Linked DNA regions of Homo sapiens: region 2 is linked to region 1. The links are chromatin loops, found by intact Hi-C in ENCODE. Cell type or tissue: breast epithelium. All regions are shown on one strand. Each heading gives the region's core, and the rest is flanking DNA. Links, peaks and the distances in the headings are about the cores only. Region 1 overlaps ZFR2 (zinc finger RNA binding protein 2). Region 2 overlaps TJP3 (tight junction protein 3).

Region 1 (12,131 bases), core at 7,020-12,019:
CTCTACAAATACTGTTGGAAATCATAGTAGGCAATAAACATAGTAGGTGATGAGTCATATGACAGATACTTTACAAAATTTATCAGTCAGGGTTGGGATTGGCTGGCTGGGATGGAGAACTTCAAACGCTAGAGGCTTGAAATTGATAGAAAGGCATCGTGACTGAGGCAGGCAATGCTGGGCAGTGTTAGGGACTGGGCTCCTGCCTCTTGTTCAGCCTTTTTCAGCACATGAATTTCCAACTCTTTTTTTTTTTTTTTTTTTTTGAGATGGAGTCTCGCTCTGTCACCCAGGCTGGAGTGCAGTGGTGCGATCTCAGCTCACTGCAACCTCTGCCTCCTGGGTTCAAGCGATTCTCCTGCCTCAGCCTCCCGAGTAGGTGGTATTACAGGTACCTGCCAGCCACCATGCCCGGCTAATTTTTGTATTTTTAGTAGAGATGGGGTTTCACCATGTTGGCCAGGCTGGTCTTGAACTCCTGACCTCAGGTGATCCACCCACCTCGGCCTCCCAAAGTGCTGGGATTACAGGCGTGAGCCACCGTTTCCAGCCTCACAATTGAACTTTCTGAACCTGGAGGACAGGCCGGGGTGGGGAGGCCACTGCAGCCAGACATGGGGACACCTGAGCCGCCATGGCCTCCATGGAAGCCGTCCCCGGCCTAGCCGTCCTCGGCTGGAATCTGCAGTTAGATCACACTGCCCCAGTTAGCAAACCTTTAAATTTAGCTTCCTCCCCCCAGCCAGGGGACTCCGGGATTGAGGGGAGGAACGCTGGCTCTTTCGAGGAAGAACGCTGCATCACTCATTCTGCAACCAGTCGCTGTCTGCCCGGCCATTCTCGATTCCTTGAACGAAGGGCCTCTTGGGGCGAGCTGCTTTGGGCGTCTTTGCTGGAAAACCCTTGCCCCGTCTTCCTCGTCCTTAAGACGCAGCCGGACAGGTTGTTTTCCAGCCACACTTGCAGGTTTCATCCGTGGAAACTGGGTCTGTGTCACATCCGGCCTTAAAAGCTTCCCGGCTGGGCGTGGTGGCTCACGCCTGTAATCCCAGCTCTTTGGGAGGCCGAGGCTGGTGGATCATCTGAGGTCAGGAGTTCGAGACCAGTCTGACCAACATGGTGAAATCCCGTCTCTACTAAAAAAATACAAAAATTAGGCCAGGTGCGGTGGCTCATGCCTATAATCCCAGCACTTTGGGAGGCTGAGGAGGGTGGATCACGAGGTCAGGAGATCGAGATCATTCTGGCTAACATGGTGAAACCCCGTCTCTACTAAAAATATAAAAATTAGCCAGGTGTGGTGGCGGGTGCCTGTAGTCCCAGCTACTCGGGAGGCTGAGGCAGGAGAATGGCGTGAACCCGGGAGGCAGAGCTTGCACTGAGCGGAGATCACGCCACTGCACTCCAGCCTGGGCGACAGAGTGGAGACTCCATCTCAAGAAAAAAAAAAAAAATTAGCTGGGCGTGGTGGCATGTGCCTATAATCCCAGCTACTCGGGAAGCTGAGGCAGGAGAATCACTTAAACCTGGGAGGTGGAGGTTGCAATGAGCTGAGATCAGGCCACTGCATTCCAGCCTGGGTGATAGAGTGAGACTGTCAAAATAAATAAATAAAAAATAAATAAAATAAAAGCTTCCCATGGTTCCCACTAAGCTCAGTGTGCCTCCCGGTGCTTTGTCACCTCTGCGGTCCAGTGGCTGTCACCTCTCTGCTCCCAGCTTCTCCCTTGTCTCCCAAAAGCTCAGGCATGGGGCAGCCACAGGACCTTTGCACATGCTCTTCCTATCTCCTAGTACTACATCCTTCCCCCAGCTCTTCTCAAGGCCAGCTACTTCTCTGCACTTTCAGCTTCTCCAAGAGACCCTCCCTGGCCACCCCACAGTGGTCACCCTTAGTTACTCTCTATTGTCAAAGCCGGAATCCCCACCTGTTATCCTGTCTCACTCGTCATTGTCAATCTCCCTCCATCCTTGCTTCCCACGACAGAATATATCTTCCTAATGAGGGTAACGACCAGCCCTGGGCCCGGCAACCATTTAGGTCTGGAGCCTGGCACATAAAAGGCCCTTACAGAAGCAGATGAGAGGGTAAAGTCTGAGGAAGGAGGCCAGGCATGAAGGCTCACGCTTGCAATCCCAGCACTTTGGGAGGCTGAGGTGGGAGGATTGCTTGAGCCCTGCCATTGGAGACCAGTCTGGCCAACATAGTGAGACCCTGTCTCTACAAAAAATAAAATAAACTAGCTGGGTGTGGTGGTGTATGCCTGTAGTCCCAGCCACTCAGGAAGCTGAGGCAGGAGGATCACTTGAGCCCAGGAGGTTGAGGCTGCAGTCAGCTATGATTATGCTACTGCACTCCAGCCTGGGCAACAGAGCAAGACCCTGTCTCAAAAAAAGAAAAGAAAAGATCAAGTAAGGAGAACAGGAGATACACATTATTCCGGAATAAACCAGTCATGTCTACTCAAGAGCAGCCCCTAAGTCTCTCCTCCAGGATCCCTCTTCATCCTCTCATGACCTCATGCTCTAACTCAGGGCCCAGCAAACTGTCTCTCTAAAGGGCATGCTGGTCTCTGTCCCAACTACTCAGCTCTGCCATTTCAGGGACACCATAGATAACACAGAAGCCAAAGACCGTGGCTGCATTCCAATAAAACTTTATTTATGGACATGGACATTTGACTTTCATATTACTTTTCTTTTCTTTTGCTTTTTTTTTTTTTTTTTTTTGAGCTGGAGTCTCGCTCTGTTGCCCAGGCTGGAGTGCAGTGGCGTGATCTTGGCTCACTGCACGCTCCACCTCCCAGGTTCACACCATTGTCCTGCCTCAGTCTCCCATGTAGCTGGGACTACAGGCGCCCGCCACCACACCCGCCTAATTTTTTGCATTTTTAGTAGAGAAGGGATTTCATCGTGTTAGCCAGGATGGTCTCGATCTCCTGACCTCGTGATCCGCCCACCTCGGCCTCCCAAAGTGCTAGGATTATGGGCGTGAGCCACCAAGCCTGGCCTTTTTTTTTTTTTTGAGACAGAGTCTCACTCTGTTACCCAGGCTGGAATGCATTAACGTGATCTCGGCTCACTGCAACTTCTGCCTCCTGGGTTCAAGCAATTCTCATGTCTCAACCTCCCAAGTAGCTGGGATTACAGGCATGTGCCACCACACCCGGCTAATTTTTGTATTTTAGTAGAGATGGGTTTCATGTTGGCCAGGCTGGTCTTGAACTCCTGACCTTAGATGATCTGCCCACTTTGGCCTCCCAAAGTGCTGGGATTACAGATATGAGCCACCATGCCCGGCCTCATATGACTTTTCATATGTCATATAATATTGATTCCATTTTCCTCCAACTATTTACAAATGTAAAAAAACGATTTTAGCTGGAGGAGTTGTGCGGATACAGATGGCAGGTTGGACTTGGCCCTCAGACTGTAGTTTGCTCTCCGCTGCCTTCTCACAGTCTTTATTTTCTCATAAGTAGGTGCTTTTTTTTTTTTTTTTTTTTTTTTTTTTGAGATGGAATCTCACTGTTTCGTCCAGGCTGGAGTGCAGAGGCGTGATCTTGGCTCACTGCATCCTCCGCCTCCCAGGTTCAAGCTATTCTCCTGCCTCAGCCTCTTGAATAGCTAGGATTACAGGCACGCGCCATCACGCCTGGCTAATTTTTGTATTTTTAGTAGAGATGAGGTTTCACCATGTTGGCCAGGCTGGTCTCGAACTCCTGACCTCAAGTGATCTGCTTGCCTCGGCCTCCCAAAGTGCTGGGATTACACGTGTGAGCCACCAGCTGTATTTTTCAATCTGTTAAATTAAATGTGCTGATACTCATGGCATGTAATAAGCTCTCAAGAAGTGTTTAAAAAAATAAAACTCAAAATATATAAATAAAGCTCCTCAACTCAGCAATGAGCCTCTCAAGGGTAAGTATATTCTTGTTGGTATGAATAGCAGCTGATATTTATAGGGTGTTTTACTGTGTGCTGAAGACAAAGCAATATAATGTCCCACTCCTCAGGGGTTGCTGTTGCTGTTTTCAGGTATTTACCTCCATAGTTCCAAGTAATGTGTTTTACACATCCCTTGATTTATCAGTTGGATGTTGTCCATTGACTTCCTATTCCAGAAGGTCAAGATTTAGCTCTCTTAGGCATTCTGCTCCCCCAACAGTTAAATCACAATTTTTGCTTAAATGAAAATTCAGTGCTTATAGTATATATATTAATATAAATATTATTGACAGTGGAGCAATGTATACTAAGAACATTATTTTCTGGGACCTGCTTTTTTATTTCCCTGGAGTTAGTCATCGCCTTGGTTTTATGTGTCTGTGACTCTTTCCCCCAGCCTCTCCACCAGAACTGACATCTCCACTCAGGACTTTCTCCTACTGCCCAGCTGTGATCCTGGCCCCTCTCTTCTTCGGCACAAGGGGATTCTTAGATATAGCTCCTGTTTCTTGGGTGTGGGTCTCCCTGTTTCTTGGTTTGGTCCCTTGTTTTAGGAATGTGCTCCCCCTAGGGTTTCCAGAGAAAGTGTTTTCCTCCTACTCTCCTGGGTAATTAGAGGTTTGGCTGACAGTATTGTAGGTGGATACTTTTCTTTTGCCCAATGTTTTCCAGCTTCTAGTCTTGGGCAGCTGAATGATCAGAAGTTGTCCTGTTTCCTCATACTTTGCCTGTCCCATGGTTAATTTCTGTCTCTCTCTCTCTCTTTCTGGAAGCTTGTAGAATCTTCTTGTTCCCTACATCCTGCACTTTCACAGTGGTGGGTTTGGTGTGGGTCTGTTTTCAACCATTGTGCTGAGTACTTGGTGGGCTCTTTCCTGTGTTCTCTTCCTGGCAAACTTTCTTGAATGATATCATTGGTGATTTCTTCCACTTTGGTTTCTCTGGCGTGTTTGTGGAACACGTTATTGTCATAGGGTGGACTTCTTGGATTGATGTTTTCATTTTCTTGCCTACCTTCCCCCCCACCCCCCCACTTTCTACTTTTTCTTCCAACCCTTCTATTGACATTTTAATTTTGACTATTAATTTTTTTTTTTTTTTGAGACAGGGTCTCACTCTGTTGCTCAGGCTGGAGTGCAGTGGTGCAATCACAGCCCACTGCAGCCTCGACCTCCTGGGCTCAAGTGATCCTCCTGCCTCAGCCTCCCAAGTAGCTGGGACTACAGGTGCCTGCCACCATGCTGGCTAATTTTTTTGATTTTTAGTCTCACTATGTTTCCCAGGCTGGTTTCAAACTCCTGAGCTCAAACAATCTGCCTGCCTCAGCCTCCTGGAGTGTTGGGATTACAGGCATGCACCACCACACCCAGTGACTGTCAGAGTTTTAATTTCCAAGAGCTCTTTCTGGTTCTTTTACCGTTCCTCTTTAAAGGACAAACTTGGCTGTGTGTGGTGGCTCACGGAGCTCAGGAGTTTGAGACCAGCCTGGGCAACATAGTGAGACCCCAATCTCCAAATAATATGTAAATAAATAAAAGAATTTCTTGGCCCAGTGCAGTGGCTCACACCTGTAATCCCAGCACTTTAGGAGTCTGAGGCTGATGGGTCACCAGAGGTCAGGAGTTCGAGACCAGGCTGGCCAACATGGTGAAACCCCATCTCTACTAAATATACAAAAATTAGCCGGGCATGGTGGCTCATGCCTATAATCCCAGCTACTTGGGAGGCTAAAGGAGGAGAATCGCTTGAACCTGGGAGGTGAAGTTTGCAGTGAGCCAAGAACACATCACTGTACTCCAGCCTGGGTGACAGAGGGAGACTCCATCTCAAAAAATAAAAAATAAAAATAAATAATAAATAAATAAGTAAATAAATAAAGGCAAACTTATACTTGTTTCCTGGCTGTTATATCCTCTATGAGCTCTCCGAGGATAAGATGCATACAGGTTTTGTTTTTTTCTGTTCTGTGTTTGAATCAGGAACATAAGGATTTTTCTAGAACTGTTTTCTTCTGCCCTCTTTGTCTCTCCTTCAGGTTACTTTTCTTTTCTCTTTGTGGGTTTTGGTCTCTCTGTTGACTAACAATTATGATGGAGTGCTACAGAGCTGACGGAAGCCTCCTCACCACAGGGCGGCCTCACTGTGGGGTGGTTGGCGGGTGGGGGTGGGGGTCACTGGGCAGGAATCCCGAAACATTGGCAGCATCTGGAAGGCTTTTCTCATAGCCTGGCATCCAGCGTTCTAGAAGCCACAAGAGGTTAGACATCTGGGGTTGTGACTTTAATGGCCTGGATTTTTTATTTTTTTTATTTTTTTGAGACAGAGTTTTGCTCTTATTGCCCAGGCTGGAGTGCAATGGCACAGTGTCAGTTCACTGCAATCTCTGCTTCCCAGGTTCAAGTGATTCTCCTGCCTCAGCCTCCCAAGGCTGGGATTACAGGCATGTGCCACCAAGCCTGGCTAATTTTTTTTTTTTTTGGTAGAGACGGGATTTCACCATGTTGGTCAGGCTGGTCCTGAACTCCTGACCTCAGGTGATGCACCTGCCTCAGCCTCCCAAAGTGCTGGGATTACAGGCGTGAGCCACCGTGCCCGGCCTGTTTTTTTTTTAAGGCAGGGTCTCACTCTGTCGTACAGGATGGAGTGCAGTGGCGTGATCATAGGTCACTGCAGCCTCAACCTCCAGGGCTCAAGTGATCCTCCTGCCTCAGCCTCTCAAGTAGCTGGGACTATAGGCATGCATCATCATACCTGGCTATTTTTTTTTTTTTTTCAGAGATGGGGTCTTGGTATGTTGCCCAGGCTGGTCTCAAACTCCTGGGCTCAAGTGATCCTCCCGCCTTAGTCTCCCAAAGTGCTGGGATTACAAGCATGAGCCACTGCACTTGGCCTTAATAGCCCATTTGCACAGCCCCTCATCCCTGCCCTCCATGGCGCCTGGGTCCCTGTGCCTGAACCTTTCTGTGCAGCAAGCATTTTAAAATGCATTTTCTTACTGAATTCTCCTCACAGCTCTCTGCACAGTTGGGGACTACCAGTTTGACCCCAATTTTATGGAAGCTTAAGGCGGTAACATGAGCTGTCCCCACACTCCATAGCTGATAAGTTAAAGGGCCACGCTGTGACTAGAGCCCAGAGTCACCCTCACTGCGTGAAGTGACGGCTTCTGGCTCATCCTTGGGTGTCCCAAGGAAGGCAGTGAGTGTTTGCTGATTGTCTATGGAATAAATGTCAACATCCTCAATGGGAGAAATAGGGAAACCACATGAATGAAGGCCCAGCACACATCACAGGTGTTCAACACACAGACGGAATTAATGAGCAACTGAAAGAACAGGAGTTGAGGCCGGGTGTGGTGGCTCACGCCTGTAATCCCAGCACTTTGGGAGGCTGAGGCAGGTGGATCACCTGGGGTCAGGAGTTCGAGACCAGTCTGGGCAACGCAGTGAAACCCCATCTCTGCTAAAATACAAAAAAATTAGCTGGGTGTGGTGGTGGGCGCCTGTGGTCCCAGCTACTTGGGAGGCTGAGGCAGGAGAATCACTTGAACCCAGGAGGCAGAGGTTGCAGTGAGCTGAGATCACACCATTGCACTTGAGCCTGGGTGACAGAGCGAGACCTTGTCTCAAAGAAAAATAAGATGTGTCAGCCGGGCGCGGTGGCTCACGCCTGTAATCCCAGCACTTTGGGAGGCTGAGGCGGGAGGATCACGAGGTCAAGAGATCGAGACCATCCTGGCTGACACGGTGAAACCCCGTCTCTACTAAAAATACAAAAAATTAGCTGGGTGTGGTTGCAGGCGCCTGTAGTCCCAGCTACTCGGGAGGCTGAGGCAGGAGAATGGCGTGAACCCGGGAGGCGGAGCCTGCAGTGAGCCGAGATTGTGCCACTGCGCTCCAGCCTGGGCAACAGAGCGAGACTCCGTCTCAAAAAAAAAAAAAAGAAAAAAAGGAAAAAAGAAAAATAAAATGTGTCTTGTAGGGTCATGAGAAGAATTAAATTAGATAATAAGCACACAGTAAATAGGTGATGAATCAATGTCGTTATAATACCAAGTGAAGAAAAGCAGGAAGCAAGATGGTAAAAATGACCCACCCATAAACAACAGGGCATTAAAGAATAGAGAGCAGGATGGCCGGGCGTGGTGGCTCAGCCCTGTAGTCCCAGCACTTTGGGAGGCCAAGCACTTTGGGAGGCCGAGGAGGGCGAATCATCTGAGGTCAGGAGTTTGAGACCAGCCTGACCAACGTGGTGAAACCCCATCTCTACTAAAAATGCAAAAATTAGCTGGGCGTGGTGGCAGGTGCCTGTAATCCCAGCTACTCAGGAGGCTGAGGCAGGAGAATCGCCTGAACCCAGGAGGCGGAGGTTGTGGTGAGCCGAGATTGCGCCACTGCACTCCAGCCTGGGCAACGGGAGCAAAACTCCGTCTTCAGAAAAAAAAAGGAAAAGAAAGCAGAAGGGAAATGGAGTGTTCACAGTAGCTGATAATTTTGTGGTTGTTTTGTGATTGTTTTGTTTTCCTTCTTCCATTTTTCTGGATTGTCCAAGTTTTTCATAATGGGAAAAACCCAATTCATGAGTAAAAACATTTATGTGGAAAAACACATGTAACAAAATTTGCCATCTTAATCATTTTTTATTTTTATTTATTTATGTATTTTTGAGACAGAGTGTCGCTCTGTCATCCACGCTGGAGTGCAGTGGCGCAATCTCGGCTCACTACAACCTTGGTCTCCAGGTTCAAGCGATTCTCCTGCCTCAGCCTCCTGAGTAGCTGGGATTACAGGTGCCCACCACCACGCCCGGCTGATTTTTGTATTTTTAGTACAGACGGGGTTTCGAACTCCTGACCTCAAGTAATCCGCCCGCCTCGGCCTCTCAAAGTGTTGGGATGACAGGCGTGAGCCACCGCGCCCGGCCGATGCTTCCTAATGCATTTCGTTTGCAAAATTTGGGAGTGACCGTTTTCTACCCAGAGGTGGCTTCTCCACCTTAACCAGGAAAGCGGGTCTTAATCCGATCACCTGAGACACCTTCTCAGTCCCAGAAGCTAAACTAGGGAGGCATCCCGGGACAAGACGGGCAACAATCTTTTCCCAAACGACCCCCGAGCCTGGCCAGGGAGATGCTGCCTGCAAGGCTGACTGTGACTGGGCCGGGGGACTCAGGGCATCTTAGCGGCCGCCTCTCGCTCCTGTCCGTGACCTTGCAGATGCAGGTGACAGCCTGCCCTTCCGTTTTTGTCTTTCCAGTCCCGCCTGCCGGATTGGGTTCCAGCCCTGCCCACACGCCCGGTACATCCCGCCTACACTCACCGATGTCGCCTAGCAACCCGGCTCGCAGCTAGCATCCGCAACCGAGGTCCCCGCGCTCCAGTTCTCTGGCGGGGAGGGAGAGGGGTGTTGCTTCTCCAGCCCCCTGCAGCCTGGTGTCTTCCTGCCACCCGCCGGCCTGCTCCGGGAACCGCGGCCTGGTGGGACGAGGGTTGCGGAGGACGGGTCAGGAGCGACCGCGTTTCAGGCCCGTGGACTCCGCAGCCCAGACGGTCCATCCATCTGCACCGAATCCCTTCGCTAACCAACTGCTTGATTTTGCTGTCGCGCCGCCTAAACTTGGTTTTTTGGAGTTGCTAGGAGGGCCGACTTAACTCTTTGTCAGCCGGGCTGGTTTTCACCCACCTGGTGGCAGGAATCCTGTTTGCCTTCCCCGGGAGCCAGGGATGGGAACGGGAACTGTGGGTGGGAGGCTTCCGAGAGCCGCCTCTCCCGGGGCATAAGGAAGGAAGCGGGGCTGCAGGTACCGCCTGGGGTTCACAGCAGGGGACGAGGTGCCTCCCACCAGGGGCTGCTGTGATCGCCAGGCCTGCCAGGGTGTGCCCCTTCCCCTGTCCCTTCCCTCTGTCCCCACAGCCTTGGCTGGAGTCCCTCACCGGTAACGAGACAGAGACAAATGGTGTTCTCTGTCTTTCTGAGACAGAGTTTTGCTCCTGTTGCCCAGGCTGGAGTGCAATGGCGTGATCTCAGTTCACCACAACTTCTGCCTCCCGGGTTCAAGCGATTCTCCTGCCTCAGCCTTCCAAGTAGCTGGGATTACAGGTGCCCGCCACCACACCCAACTAATTTTTGGTATTTTTAGTAGAGACAGGGTTTCACCACGTGGGCCAGGCTGGTCTCGAACTCCTGACCTCAAGTGATCCGCTCGCCTTGGCCTCCCAAAGTGCTGGGATTACAGGCACATGCCACTGCACCCGGCCGACAAATGGTATTCTCATAACCACCAGAAAGAGACACGTCCTCTGGTGTCAGAGCGTGGCTCTGAGCACTGAGACCGACTCAGTTGCTAGCGTCCACCTGGCCTGCCCGAGATCTGGGAATACAGTGGTGATCCAATTGATGGTGAGAGGCTTCCTGACAGGCAGAGAGTTCACATTCTCAAGGGGAAGACAGATACCAAATCGTTTCAAAGATGCATGGTTTAAAGTCAAGGAATAGGCCAGGCGCGGTGGCTCACGCCTATAATCCCAGCACTTTGGGAGGCTGAGGTGGGCGGATCACCTGAGGTCAGGAGTTTGAGACCAGCCTGGCCAACATGGTGAAACCCCGTCTCTACTAAAAATACAAAAAATTAGCTGGGCGTGGTGATGTAGGCCTGTAGTCCCAGCTACTCGGGTGGCTGAGGTGGAATAATCACTGGAACTCAGGAGGCGAGGTTGCAGTGAGCTGAGATCGAGCTGCTGCACTCCAGCCTGGGAGACAGAGACCCTGTCTCAAAAAAAAAAAAAAAAAAAAAAGGTGGAACTGGAATTGACAAGACATCCTCATGGATTGGCCGGGAGCACAGAGGAATCCAGGAGGCCTCCCTGGTTGTGCTGGCTGTCACCTTGAGCCCTGGGCAAATGGCGGTGCTGCTGCCGCGATGCTGACGGAGAGAGGGGCTGTGTGTGGACGGAGTGTGTAGCAAGGGAGTGAAGTTCCCAAGAAATCTGGGATAGAGTGGAAAGCAGGAGAGAGGGTGTGAGGTGGAGGAGGACGGTGGCCTAGAGGCCGCCTGCCCTCCGGGGAGGCTTAACCAGCAATTCCTGTTGCTGACAGATAATCCCTGCTAGAAGGGGACCCCTCGGTGGCTCCCCACCCCCCTCCTTTGGCCTGGGCCTGAAACAGCGGTCCCTGCACACCCAGCCCCTGCCACTCCCGTCCCGCCGCCCCCACCCTGCATCTGCCTCCTCCCCCACCCTGCATCTGCCTCCTCCCCACTCTGCTCCCCGCCTGCCCCCCGTCCCAAACACTGCCAGGGAAGCCCTGTGGGCTGGAAACTGTCACGAAACTCTTCCACTGTGACCAGGTCTCAGCATCTGAACACCCTCCGCCCGCCTTCTGAGGGTTTGGGAATGTGGCGGGGGAAGCACTCTGTGGGCAGAGGCATCTCTCCCAAACTCAGCGTAGTTGCCTCCTCCTCCAGGAAGCCCTCGGGGAGCCTCCAGAGCATCTCACTGTGTGTCTCTAGGATGGGGCCAGGGGAACCCTCAAGGACCGAGGCAGAGAGCTGGGTTATGGGAGGCGTTGAGATGAATGATTCTCAGCCGGTGTGTCTGTGTTCCCAGGGGACCCTTGTGAGGGGACAGCCTGAGGATGCCCACACCTTGGGGAGCAGCCACTGAGCAGTGCCAGCCCCTTGGGCCCCTCCCAGTCCACATTTGGGCTGCAGGGTTTCTGGGAGACCCCCACCCGGGACCCTGAGAAGGAGGTGAAGAGCCCAGCATTTGGGGTCACCTGCACCCCGCAGGAAGGACGGCACGGCTCACACAAAAGACAAATGATTTCCTTTATTCCCCCTGCCTCCCAATTTCCAGGTAGCTCTACAAAGACATTCAGACAGAGCCACATGCAGGCTGTCCTTCAAACACAGAGAAACAAAACTGAGCCACTGGCTGGAGATCACATCTGCCCAAAGGTGGACTTTTCTCATTCAATGCCACTGGGCAGCTGGCCAAAGAAAAAAAAACTGACCAAGCGGAAGGTTTGAACAGGTTGGGGTGGGGACTCAGAAGGGGGTGCCCCCACATCCATCAGTGCCAGGAGGCGCCTGCCCACCATGGCCAGCATCCACAAGACGGCGGCCCCTCCCCGGGTCCCCCAGGCACGGGTCCCGGGCCCTGCTACCACAAGGGGGGATTGGGGACC
Region 2 (12,131 bases), core at 3,792-8,791, 73 kb before region 1:
TGAGCTTGGGCGCCCGCGGTGGCACGGTGGGCAGTGACTTCATTTGGGGGCTGGGGTGGCTTTGGTGAACATTCACCTCCTACAAGGCTGCACGAGGGAGCACCAGCATTTATTGGGTGCCTACTGTGTACAAAGCTATTAACAGGCATTACCAGGCAGAGGCAGGGGTGGGGTGAGCAAGCCGGCTGGGGTGCGCCGTGGCGGGGGCGGGGCGGGGGGCGATCCTTGTCTCCGGAGGGATTTCACCCTCCAGGCATGGAGCCTGGGCTGGTTTCTTCAGACCCACCAGCCAGGGTAGACTGGGACTGCAGCGGTATGCGGCCAGACCCAGGCCACTCCGCCCCAAGCTTCAGGACCCGGCACTTCTGGTTCCCGCTGACTTCTTCCTTGCCTCCAGGCACAGCTCTCAGAATCCCCTCCCCAATCGGTGTATTTGTTCGCTGAAACCGCCCTCTCTGCCATTGTTCCTGGAGATGGGGTGGCGGGGGGGGGGGGCACAGGGGACGGCGGCCCGGGAGCCCCGTACCCGGGGGCGGTGTGACTTGGTACCGGCCCCGTCCCCTCTGGGCGGGCCTCTTGTTCGGTGTTTGTGTCCAGCCCTGGGCGGGGGGCGGGGACAAAGACCCAAGCCCCACCCTCTCAGAGTTCACCTGGACAGGGGCAGGGCTGGGAACTCAGGACACACCTGTTGAGCACCTGGCCACAGTGTGTTTTACTCAACCATTCACTCATTCCTCAAACTCTTCCCTAAGGGGGCCTGGTCCTATGGGGTCCCAGGGGCCCATCCCTGCCCATCGGGAGCGCTCAGACTGAGGGGGAAGGTGTAAGGTGGACAAATCCACTCTGACATCCCACACCCCAATCATCACATTTGGGCCAGAGGGAAGGATGTATGATATGCGTACGGAGGAAGAGGCTGGGGCTGTGAAGGATGAATAGGAGTTTGCCAGGGAGTCCAGTACCAGCACTCAAGGCCTGGAAAGGAGGCTGATGGCCAATCACCTGGGCCTTAAGTAGCCAGAGAGACAGACATGTCTCCTTTCACAGCCTAAGAGGAAAGACCAGAAACATACTAACCGATGGTTAAAGAGAATAAAGATGATTTTTAGATGCCTTGAATAAAAAATAATAAAACAGGCTGGGCGTGGTGGCTCACTCCTGTAATCCCAGCACTTTGGGAGGCTGAGGGAGGTGGATCACCTGAGGTCAGCAGTTTGAGCCCAGCCTGGCCAACATGGTGAACCCCCACCTCTACTAAAAATACAAAAATTAGCCGGGCGTGGTGGTTGGACGCCTGTAATTCTAGCTACTTGGGAGGCTGAGGCACGAGAATTGCTGGAACCCAGGAGGCGGAGGTTGCAGTGAGCTGAGATTGTGTCACTACACTCCAGCCTGGGTGACAGAGTGACACTCTGTCTCAAAAGAAAAAAAAAAAATATATATATATATATATATAAAATAATAAAATAGGCAGGAGTGATAGGGGATCAGAGAAGACTGGTTAGCTAGGTGGTCAGGGAGGACTTCCTGAGGAGGTGGCATTTGAGCCTAGACCTCAGTGGCAGGGGCCAGCCAGGCAGGAATCCCGTGAAACATGTCCCAGATTCAGGGGACAGATGGGGTAAAGGTTTGGAGGTGAACTAAGATGAGGTGGGCTGTGAGGTTAGGCTTAATCCCTCAGGCACTGTGGAGCTCTGGAGGGTTTAGACAAAGCTTCTGGTTTCCATGGAGACGAACCCGCACAAGCTGGGACAAGCCTGGACCACCTGGACTCCCTCGCCCCTCTCCCACTCTGGGTTCGGGGGCCCTGGTTCCCTGGGGCTGTCTCTTTTTTTTTTTTGAGACGGAGTTTCCCTCTGTCGCCCAGGCTGGAGTGCAGTGGCACAATCTTGGCTCACTGCAAGCTCCGCCTCCCAGGTTCACGCCATTCTCCTGCCTCAGCCTCCTGAGTAGCTGGGACTACAGGCGCCGGCCACCACGCCCTGCTAATTTTTTGTATTTTTAGTAGAGACGGGGTTTCACCATGTTAGCCAGGATAGTCTCGATCTCCTGACCTTGTGGTCTGCCTGCCTCAGCCTCCCAAAGTGCTGGGATTACAGGCATGAGCCACTGTGCCCGGGCAGGGCTGTCTCTTAAAGTCAGGAAATACAAATTCCTTGGGGCCATTTAAAAATTTTTTTTGAGACAGGGTCTTGCTCTGTCGCCCAGGCTGGAGTGCAGAGGCACGATCACAATTCACTGCAGCCTCGACCTCCTGGGCTCAGGTGATCCTTCTGCCTCAGCCTCTCGAGGAGCTGGGACCACAGGTGCATGCCACCATGCCCGGCTAATTTTTGTATTTTTTTGTAGAGATGAGGGTCTCACTATGTTGCTCAGGTTGGTCTTGAACTCCTGGGCTCAAGCAATCCTCTTGCCTCGGTCTCCCAAAGTGCTGAGATTATAGGCAGAATCCACCGTGCCCGGCCCTGGGGCCATTTAATGACACAAAGTATAACATCAAAGCAGGTTAAAAAAAAAAAAGATGCAGTTTTGAAAAATAAGCTCAGAAGAAAAAGAGTAAATAATCAGAAAGCCACTGTAGCCTGGTGGTTAAGAGCAAGAGTGAGGCTGGGTGCGGTGGCTCACGCCTGTAATTCCAACACTTTAGGAGGCTGAGGTGGGAGGATCGCTTGGGCCCAGGAATTTGAGACCAGCTTGGTCAACATAGCAAAACCCCATCTCTACAAAAAAACAAAAAAATATGCTGTGTGTGGTGGTGCATGCCTGTGGTCCCAGCTACCTGGGAGGCTGAAGCAGGAGGATCCCTTGGGCCTGGGAGTTCAAGGCTGCAGTGAGCTGTGATTGAGCCACTGCACTCCAGCCTGGGCAACAGAGTGAAACCCCGTCTCAAAAACCAAACAACCAATCAACCAACCAACCAACCAAAAAAGAGCCAGAGAACAGGGCAGGCTGCCAAGTTCACCACTGTGCTGCGTGACCTCAGGCAAGTTACTGAACCTCTCTAGGCCCCTTTTAATCTCACCTCTAAAGTAGGAATAATAACTGTGCCACTTCCTAAGGTCACTCTGAGGATGAAATGAATGGGTCCACATCAAGCGCCTGCTTGCAGCCAGGTTCAAGACAGCCTGACCAACATGGTGAAACCCCGTCTCTACTAAAAATACAAAAAGTAGCTGGCTGTGGTTGTGGGTGCCTATAATCCCAGCTACTCGGGAGGCTGAGTCAGGAGAATAACTTGAACCCAGGAGGTGGAGGTTGCAGTGAGCCGAGACTACGCCATTGCACTCCAGCCTGGGCAACAAGAGCAAAAAACCCCATCTCAAAAAAAAAAAAAAAAACTACACAAGGAGAAAGTCATTATTTGGCCACCACCTCCCCAAGGCTCCTTCTGCTTTTTGCTTTTCAGGCATTGAATCTGTACCCTTTTCCCAAACCACATCCCTGCAAGACAGGGCAGCAGTGCCATTTCACAGATGGGGAGACTGAGGCTGGGAGAGGCCCCGCCATAGCTAGCACGGGTGGGCAGACTTGGGATTTGAGTCCAGTCCTGAGCGCTGCCCTGGCTCCTTCAGAACTGCAGAGCCCTGCCCTCTGCTCTGTTTCTCTCCCCTCCACCCGCCTTCCCACTCCTGGAGATCAGGAATGCTGGCCTCGCTAGAGACGCTGGAGCTTATAAGAAAAGGCACTGGAGCGCACCAATGGGGGGTGCCTGGGCAGAGGGAATCACACACCCGCTGTGCCAAGCCTAGAAAACCCGCCCCGGGGAGGAGGAGGAGTCACTTCTACAAACTCCCTCCCCACTCCCTCCACCTGTCCCCTGCCTGGGGAGCAGGGCATGGTGCGTGCTGGCAGGAGGGAAGGGAGGGTGGAGGCGTGGCCAGGTGACCTTGCACCTGAGTCTGGTGTTCTCATTCATGCCATGGACATGAAAATAACAGAATCTGCCTGGTGTGGAGGCTCACGCCTGTAATCCCAGCACTTTGGGAGGCCAAGGCGGGCGGATCACTTGAAGTCAGGAGTTCAAGATCAGCCTGGCCAACATGGTGAGACCCCCGTCTCTATTAAAAATACAAAAATTAGCTGGGCATGGTGGTAGACACCTGTGATCCCAGCTACTTGGGAGGCTGAGGCAGGAGAATCGCTTGAAACTAGGAGGCAGAGGTTGCAGTGAGCCAAGTTGGCACCATTGCACTCCAGCCTCAGCAACAGAGTTTTTTTTGTTTTTTTTTTTTCTAAGTGGGAAAGCCCAGGTGGGAGGATCATTTGAGCCCAGGAGTTCAAGAAGAGTCTGGGCAACACAGCAAGACCCTCCTGTCTCTATAAAAATAGAAGTTAAAAAATTAGCTGGGCATGATGGTATGCACCTATAGTCCCAGTTACTCAGGAGGCTGGGGCAGGAGGATTGCTTGAAGCCAGGAGTTCGAGGCTGCAGTGAGCCATAATGGCTCACACTTGTAATCCCAGCACTTTGGGAGGCCAAGGCTGGAGAATCACTTGAGCCTAGGAGTTTGAGACCAGCCTTGGCAACACAGAGAGACTCCATCTCTACAAACAATAAAAAAAATTAGCCGGGCATCGTGATGTGTGCCTGTGGTCCCAGTTACTTGGGAGGCAGAGGTGGGAGGATCACTTGAGCCTGGGAGTTCGAGGCTGCATTGAACCGTGATCACACCACTGCACTCCAGCCTGAGTGACAGAGACCCTGTCTAAAAAAAAAAAAGTGTGGGAGGGGGGACTTCATGGCTCTGTGCCTCAGTTTCCTCATCTGTAACATGGGGATAATTGAATGCACCTTTGATGAATGTATTAAATGAGATAGTACATGTAAGGCTGGGCGCGGTGGCTCATGCCTGTAATCCCAGCACTTTGGAAGGCCAAGGGGGTGGATCACAAGATCAGGAGTTCGAGACCAGCCTGGCCAACATAGTGAAACCCCGTCTCTACTAAAAATTCAAAAAAATTAGCTGGGCATGGTGGCACATGCCTGTAGTCCCAGATACTTGGGATGCTGAGGCAGGAGAATCACTTGAACCTGGAAGGCGGAGGTTGCAGTGAGCCAAGATCACGCCATTGCACTCCAGCCTGGGCAACAAGAGCGAAACTCTGTCTCAAAAAAAAAAAAAAAAAAAGAGATAGTACATGTAAAGCACCTGGCACAAAGGAAGTGTTTCATTCATTCACTCATTAATTCATTCAGCAAATCCTTCTTGAATCCCTGCTGCAACTCAGGCGCTGTTCTAGGCAGGGAACTGAGGGCTCAGTTTTGGACAAAGACAAAAATCTCTGCCCTCTGTGGGTGGATCAGTTGAGGTCAGGAGTTTGAGACCAGCCTGGCCAACATGGTGAAATCCCGTCTCTACTAAAAATAGAAAAATTAGCCTGGCGTGGTGGTGGGCACCTGTAGGTGCCCAGCTACTCAGGAGCCCAGCTACTCAGGAGGCCAGTAGGCAGCCAGCTACTCAGGAGGCTGAGGCAGGAGAATCACTTGAACTTGGGAGGCAGAGACTGCAGTGAGCAGAGATTGTGCCACTGCACTCCAGCCTGGGCAACAGAATGAGACTCCGCCTCAAAAAAAACAAAACAAGGCTGGGCACAGTGACTCACCCCTGTAATCCCAGCACTTTGGGAGGCCGAGGTGGGTGGATCACTTGAGGCCAGAAGTTAAAGGCCAGTCTGGCCAATGTGGTGAAACCCTATCTCTATTAAAAATATAAAGATTAGCCAGGTGTGGTGGTGCACCCCTGTAATCCCAGCTACCTGGGAGGCTGAGGCAGGAGAATCGCTTGAACCCGGGAGGTGGAGGTTGCAGTGAGCTGAGATCGTGCCACTGCACTCCAGCCTGGGCGACAGAGCCAGACTCTGTCTCAAAAAATGAAACAAAACAAAAAAACAAACAAAAAAACCTGAGGCCCTGAGAGAGGTAGTAACTTGTCACAGGCTCCAAACACAGGCCTGTCAGAGCTGGACTCCCCACCCTGAGCTGGGGACCCCCAAGTGCTCAGATGAACCTGTGTGGCCTCATGCCCATCTTCCCCGCTCCCCTCGACCAGGTGGCTGACATGGAGGAGCTGACCATCTGGGAACAGCACACGGCCACACTGTCCAAGGTGAGGCCTCCCTCTCCCTGTCTGGGTGCCAGAGAGTATGGCGGCTTAGGCCCAGCTCAATAGAGGGGAGACCCTTTACCCTGGGGGAAACAGCAGCTCTTCCTTCCCCTCATCCTCTCTCAGGACCCCCGCCGGGGCTTTGGCATTGCGATCTCTGGAGGCCGAGACCGGCCCGGTGGATCCATGGTTGTATCTGACGTGGTACCTGGAGGGCCGGCGGAGGGCAGGCTACAGTGAGTATCCAGGCAGCTGGGTTCTGGCGGGGGAGGGCACGTGGAGAGGAGAAACCAGGCCAGGCACAGTGACTCACACCCGTCATCCCAGCACTTTGCGAGGCTGAAGTGGGCGGATCACCTGAGTTCAGGAGTTTGAGACCAGCCTGGCCAACATGGTGAAACCCCGTCTCTACTAAAATTACAAAAATTAGCGGGATGTGGTAGCGTGTTCCTGTAATCCCAGCTACTCGGGAGGCTGAGGCAGGAGACTTGCTTGAACCCGGGAGGCAGAGGTTGCGGTGAGCCAAGATTGCGCCACTGCACTCCAGCCTGGGTGACAGAGTGAGACTCTGTCTCAAAAAGAAAGTAAGTGAGGTGAGGAGAAACCTTTGTGAGCCTGGCACTTTCCAGCTCTGTCAACACAGGGCTCGGACTTGGCAGTAGGACAGTGTCAGAGACTTGGGCCTCACTTCCCTAAGGTACTTCCTGGTCCTTCACAGGAATTCTTGGGGTCATAGTGGCCCCAGAGCCCTTTTGGAACATAAAGTCCTGGAAACCATCGAGTGTTTGAGGGTTTGATGCTTCTTGGAATTATGTTGTTAAAATGGTTCTGGGCCCCAAGTGGCTGACAGGTGATATGGCTCAGCCCAGCCCAGAATTAGGGACCACCAGGTTCAGAGAGAAAGAGCTAGAAAGAAAATATGAAATACAGACAGGAAGAGAGGGAAAGAAAAGCAGAAAGTGGGGATTTGTGGTGTGGGGAGCGAGGAGTGAGAAGATGCCAGGTGTAGCTGTAGCTTCAAGGCCGGGTGCAGTGGCTCACACCTGCAATCCCAGCACTTTGGGAGGCCGAGGTGGGCGGATTACCTGAGGTCAGGAGTTCAAAACCAGCCTGGCCAACATGGTGAAACCCCATCTCTACTAACAAATACAAAAATTAGACGGGTGTGGTGGCGGGCACCTGTAGTCCCAGCTACTAGGGAGGCTGAGGCAGAAGGATCGTTTGAAACGAGGAGGTGGAGGTTGCAGTGAGTTGAGATCATGCTACTGCAATCCAGCCTGGGCAACAGAGTGAGACTCTGTCTCAAAAAAAAAAAAAAAAATGTAGCTTCCACTCTATGATTATAGTAGGTTCTACAATTGGCTCCATTTTACAGGTGAGAAAACGGAGGCCCAGAAGGATAAATGTCTTTGTGAACCTAGGGACACCAATGAATTAGAACCAGGCCTTGTAGATCTGGAGGTTCCAGGGGCACCCCCTCCCCAGGGAGGGCTTGTTACGAGGGTCTCCCCTGCAAAGCCTCCTCCGTAAGACCCGCCCTCCTCTCTCAGGACAGGCGACCACATCGTCATGGTGAACGGGGTTTCCATGGAGAATGCCACCTCCGCGTTTGCCATTCAGATACTCAAGACCTGCACCAAGATGGCCAACATCGTGAGTAGGCAGCCCCTGGCATGGCCAGCATCTCTGACCCCAGCCTGGGTCGTGCCGCTGTGGGGGTTGTAAGCTTCTGAGAGCAAGGAGTCATCTTCTCATCTTACAGTTTGGACATTGAGGCCCAGAGAGAGACTGGTGTCCCCCAGGGCCACCCGGGGGCTGAGCAGAGCCTCCCCCAGCCCTTGCCTGTAGCTGACCCTTCCTGTCCCCTCCTCTAACAGACAGTGAAACGTCCCCGGAGGATCCACCTGCCCGCCACCAAAGCCAGCCCCTCCAGCCCAGGGCGCCAGGACTCGGATGAAGACGATGGGCCCCAGCGGGTGGAGGAGGTGGACCAGGGCCGGGGCTATGACGGCGACTCATCCAGTGGCTCCGGCCGCTCCTGGGACGAGCGCTCCCGCCGGCCGAGGCCTGGTCGCCGGGGCCGGGCCGGCAGCCATGGGCGTAGGAGCCCAGGTGGTGGCTCTGAGGCCAACGGGCTGGCCCTGGTGTCCGGCTTTAAGCGGCTGCCACGGCAGGACGTGCAGATGAAGCCTGTGAAGTCAGTGCTGGTGAAGAGGAGAGACAGCGAAGGTCAGAAGAGGCGGGAGGTCGGACACGATCAGTACTGGACACAGGGCACCGTGGTCGGATGGGCGACGGTTTCAAGTGATTCTCCTGCCTCAGCCTCCCTGGTGGCTGGGACTCCAGGCGCCCGCCACCATGCCTGGCTAATTTTTGTACTTTTGGTAGAGATGGGGCTTCACCATGTTGGCAAGGATGGTTTCGAATTCTTGACCTCAGGTGATTCACCCACCTCGGCCTCCCATAGTGCTTGCTGGGATTGTGGGCGTGAGCCACCGCGCCCAGCCTGGAAGCTACAACTACACCTGGCATCTTCTTGCTCCTCGCTCCCCCCACCACAAATCCCCACTTTCTGCTTTTCTGTCCCTTTCTGCCTGTCTGTATTTCATATATTCTCTCTAGCTCTTTCTCTCTGAACCTGGTGGTCCCTAATTCTGGGCTAGGTTGAGCCATATCACCTGTCAGCCACTTGGGGCCCAGAACCATTTTATCAACATGTCCCCGCGCTGATCCCCGGGACCTCTGTTTAGGCCACCTCACTTAGCAAGAGGGACTCAGCAGATGGGATGGAGTGAAGGACCCTGAGCTCAGAGGTGATCCTGGATGATCTGGGGGGCCCAGTGTCACCACAGGGTCCTTATAAGAGGAGGCCTGGCTGAGTGTGGTGGCTGATGCCTGTAATCCCAGCACTTTGGGAGGCCAAGGCAGGCAGATCACTTGAGGCCAGTAGTTCTAGACCAGCCTGACCACTATGATGAAACCCCATCTCTACTAGAAATACAAAAATTAGCCAGGCGTGGTGGTGTGCACCTGTAATCCCAGCTACCTGGGAGGCTGAGGCACGAGAATTGCTTAAACCCGGGAGGTAGAGGTTGCAGTGACCTGAGATTTTGCCACTGCACTCCAGCCCCGGCGATAGGAGTGAGACTCCTTCTCGAAAAAAATTAAAAAATAAAAAATAAAAATTGAAACAATGATGATGTTATGAGCAATAGAATGCCCTTAGCCTGTGCATGGCAACATCACGAGTGGCACGGTGACCTGGTGTCCCCGCCCCGTGGAGATGTCATTGACACAATCAGATCTCGGGTCCTACGGGCGACATCACTGTTCTCCTTATGATGCCATCAAGGTGTTAGGATGGGAGGGCCCGCACCTGGACTGCTTACAGCAGGAGAATGCTCCCAGGCACCCGTCTCCAGAGTCCTGCCTCAGTTTCCCTCCTCCCCCCTTACAGAGTTTGGCGTCAAGCTGGGCAGTCAGATCTTCATCAAGCACATTACAGATTCGGGCCTGGCTGCCCGGCACCGTGGGCTGCAGGAAGGAGATCTCATTCTACAGGTGAGGCCGGGCTTCTTGTCCTGAGAGCAGGGAGACAAGGCAGGGTTGGGGCGGGCAGTCCCACGGAGTCATACAGCAAGGACAGCAGAACTGGGCCCCAAAGCATTTACCTTCAGTGTTGTTGCTTGTATCTCAAAGGTTGCAGATGGCCAGGCATAAAACCCCCTTTTTCCCCAGCTACTACTAATCCACAGCCAAATGTCGGTTTCTAGTATCCCCATGGGGTTGTCTGTTTCTAATACCCTCTAGCTTTGATGTGCATCAGAGACTCATGTGGGCAGCTGACTCCTGGACCTACCCTAGGTGACTGGATGCTAATGACCCAGTCACCAGGTTTAGGGGAGCTGCCCTGCCCTAAAGGATGGTATCTTTCTGGATTCTTCCCCTGAAAGTCTGTTTCTAGTGACTCCTAGTGTTTGATTTCCAAATTGCTTTCAGCTGATTATTTCCAGTGTCTTCAAAAAGTTATCTGTTTCTTTTTTTTTTTTTCAGACAGAGTCTCGCTCTGTCACCCAGGCTGGAGTGCAGTGGCGCAATCTCGGCTCACTGCAACCTCCGCCTCCCAGGTTCAGGTGATTCTCCTGCCTTAGCCTCCCGAGTAGCTGGGATTACAGGTGCCCGCCACCACACCCAGCTAATGTTTGTATTTTTAGAAAAGACGGGTTTCTCCATGTTGGCCAGGCTGGTCTCGAACTCCTGACCTCAGGTGATCCCCCCCGCTCGGCCTCCCAACGTGCTGGGATTACAGGCGTGCACCACCACACCTTGCTAATTTTTTGTATTTTTAGTAGAGACGGGGTTTCTCCATCTTGGTCAGGCTGGTCTCGAACTCCCGACCTCAGGTGATCCATCCGCCTCGGCCTCCCAAAGTGCTGGGATTACAGGCATGAGCCACCACACCCGGCCGACATTAAGTTCTTTCTAGGAATTGTGTGTTTCTAATCTACCTCTAGATGACTGTTTTCTTTTCTCTTTTCTTTTCTCTTCTCTTTTTTCTTTTCTTTTCTTTCTTTTTGATATGGAGTGTCGCTCTGTCACCCAGGCTGGAGTGCAGTGGCGGGATCTTGGCTCACTGCAACCTCCACCTCCCGGGTTCAAGTGATTCTCCTGTCTCAGTCTCCTGAGTAGCTGGGACCACAGGCGCCCACCACCACGCCCTGCTAATTTTTGTATTTTTAGTAGAGACAGGGTTTCACCATGATGGCCAGGCTGGTCTTGAACTCCTGACCTCAACTGATCTGTCTGCCTCTGCCTCCCAAAGTGCTGGCATTACAGGCGTGAGCCACCGCGCCCCACTCTAGATATCTGTTTCTAGTTATCTCCCAGAAGATTGTGTGTTTCTAGTATCTTTTAAGTATCTGATACTCCCTCTTCTCCAGTTAGAGTTGTTTATAATGTCACCCTCACATCTGTTCCTAGTATCCCCTGAGACATTTCCACTTTTGGTAAGAAAGGAGAGTCAACCTGTTTCTCATTTTCCCCAGTGTCTCCCACCCCTCTTAGAACATTTTCTGTTTCTAGAATTCGGTGCTCAGTTCTTGGTGTGGTCTCCACTCACAGCAGGAATCCAATTCAACACTTTCCTTAGGGAGTGGCTGTTTTTAGCAACCTCTGGGGGAATTGTCTGTTTCAAGTTCCCCCACACCAGGCTGTTTCTACTGTCTCCCATCTCTCATTAACTCACTTCCGCTCTTTCATTCCTGGTCCCTTTCAGATCAACGGGGTGTCTAGCCAGAACCTGTCACTGAACGACACCCGGCGACTGATTGAGAAGTCAGAAGGGAAGCTAAGCCTGCTGGTGCTGAGAGATCGTGGGCAGTTCCTGGTGAACATTCCGCCTGCTGTCAGTGACAGCGACAGCTCGCCATTGGAGGGTGAGGACCTAGAGGTTAGGACCTGGGAGGGGGTTGAATGGATGGCAGGGAAGGTGGGAAGCCCCAGGCAGGGCCAAGGAATCAATGAGCCTGGTCCCTAGAGGCTCAGAGAGTGACAGGAACTTGCTGAAGGCCACACAGCAAGTCAAGAGTTCAGGGGGGCGATCTCGGCTCACTGGGTTCAAGCGATTCTCTGCCTCCTGGGTTCGAGCGATTCTCGTGCCTTGGCCTCCTGAGTAGCTGGGATTATAGGCGTGAGCCACCGTGCCCAGCTCCAGAGCCGAATCTTCTAACTGAGCTTCTGACTTTGGTCTAGGGCCCTTTGTTTAGAGGGGTGTTGATATACCCCTCTGTAAAATGGGTCCAGTCCAGAAGGCGTGACCATGGCTGATGAGATGTCCTCTCCCCCTGCAGACATCTCGGACCTCGCCTCGGAGCTATCGCAGGCACCACCATCCCACATCCCACCACCACCCCGGCATGCTCAGCGGAGCCCCGAGGCCAGCCAGACCGACTCTCCCGTGTAAGTATCACCCATCGGCCAGAATGGTGATAGGGAGGGAGAGGGAGGTGGGAGGGAGAGGGGAACGCG

What was found. A loop is a pair of places that touch in the nucleus more often than their neighbours do. Peaks named below come from ENCODE experiments on the same cell type or tissue, not always from the same donor. Only the 100,000 strongest peaks of a DNase experiment are listed, where the experiment ranks them.
Region 2: it touches region 1 in a loop (17-fold over the local background); 1 of 110 quality-filtered maps calls a loop at or near these places.

What each region holds. Positions count from the first base shown.
Region 1 is chr19:3,792,266-3,804,396 of GRCh38, forward strand. It overlaps ZFR2 (zinc finger RNA binding protein 2), which reads right to left. Exons shown (of 19, transcript NM_015174.2): 19 at 11,759-12,131. It also overlaps a transcript of MATK not described here. Among named protein-coding and RNA genes, the nearest start is that of MATK, 12 kb to the left of the region's middle. In breast epithelium, for the core only: no CTCF peak of the experiment used is centred there; a DNase peak (open chromatin) is centred at 9,256; H3K4me3 peaks cover 1,121 bases; H3K27me3 peaks cover 2,850 bases.
Region 2 is chr19:3,722,374-3,734,504 of GRCh38, forward strand. TJP3 (tight junction protein 3) reads left to right here. Exons shown (of 21, transcript NM_001267560.2): 2 at 6,051-6,107; 3 at 6,231-6,340; 4 at 7,655-7,757; 5 at 7,982-8,333; 6 at 9,562-9,665; 7 at 11,380-11,539; 8 at 11,954-12,062. The coding sequence starts at 6,060. Among named protein-coding and RNA genes, the nearest start is that of TJP3, 20 kb to the left of the region's middle. In breast epithelium, for the core only: no CTCF peak of the experiment used is centred there; no DNase peak of the experiment used is centred there; H3K27ac peaks cover 830 bases.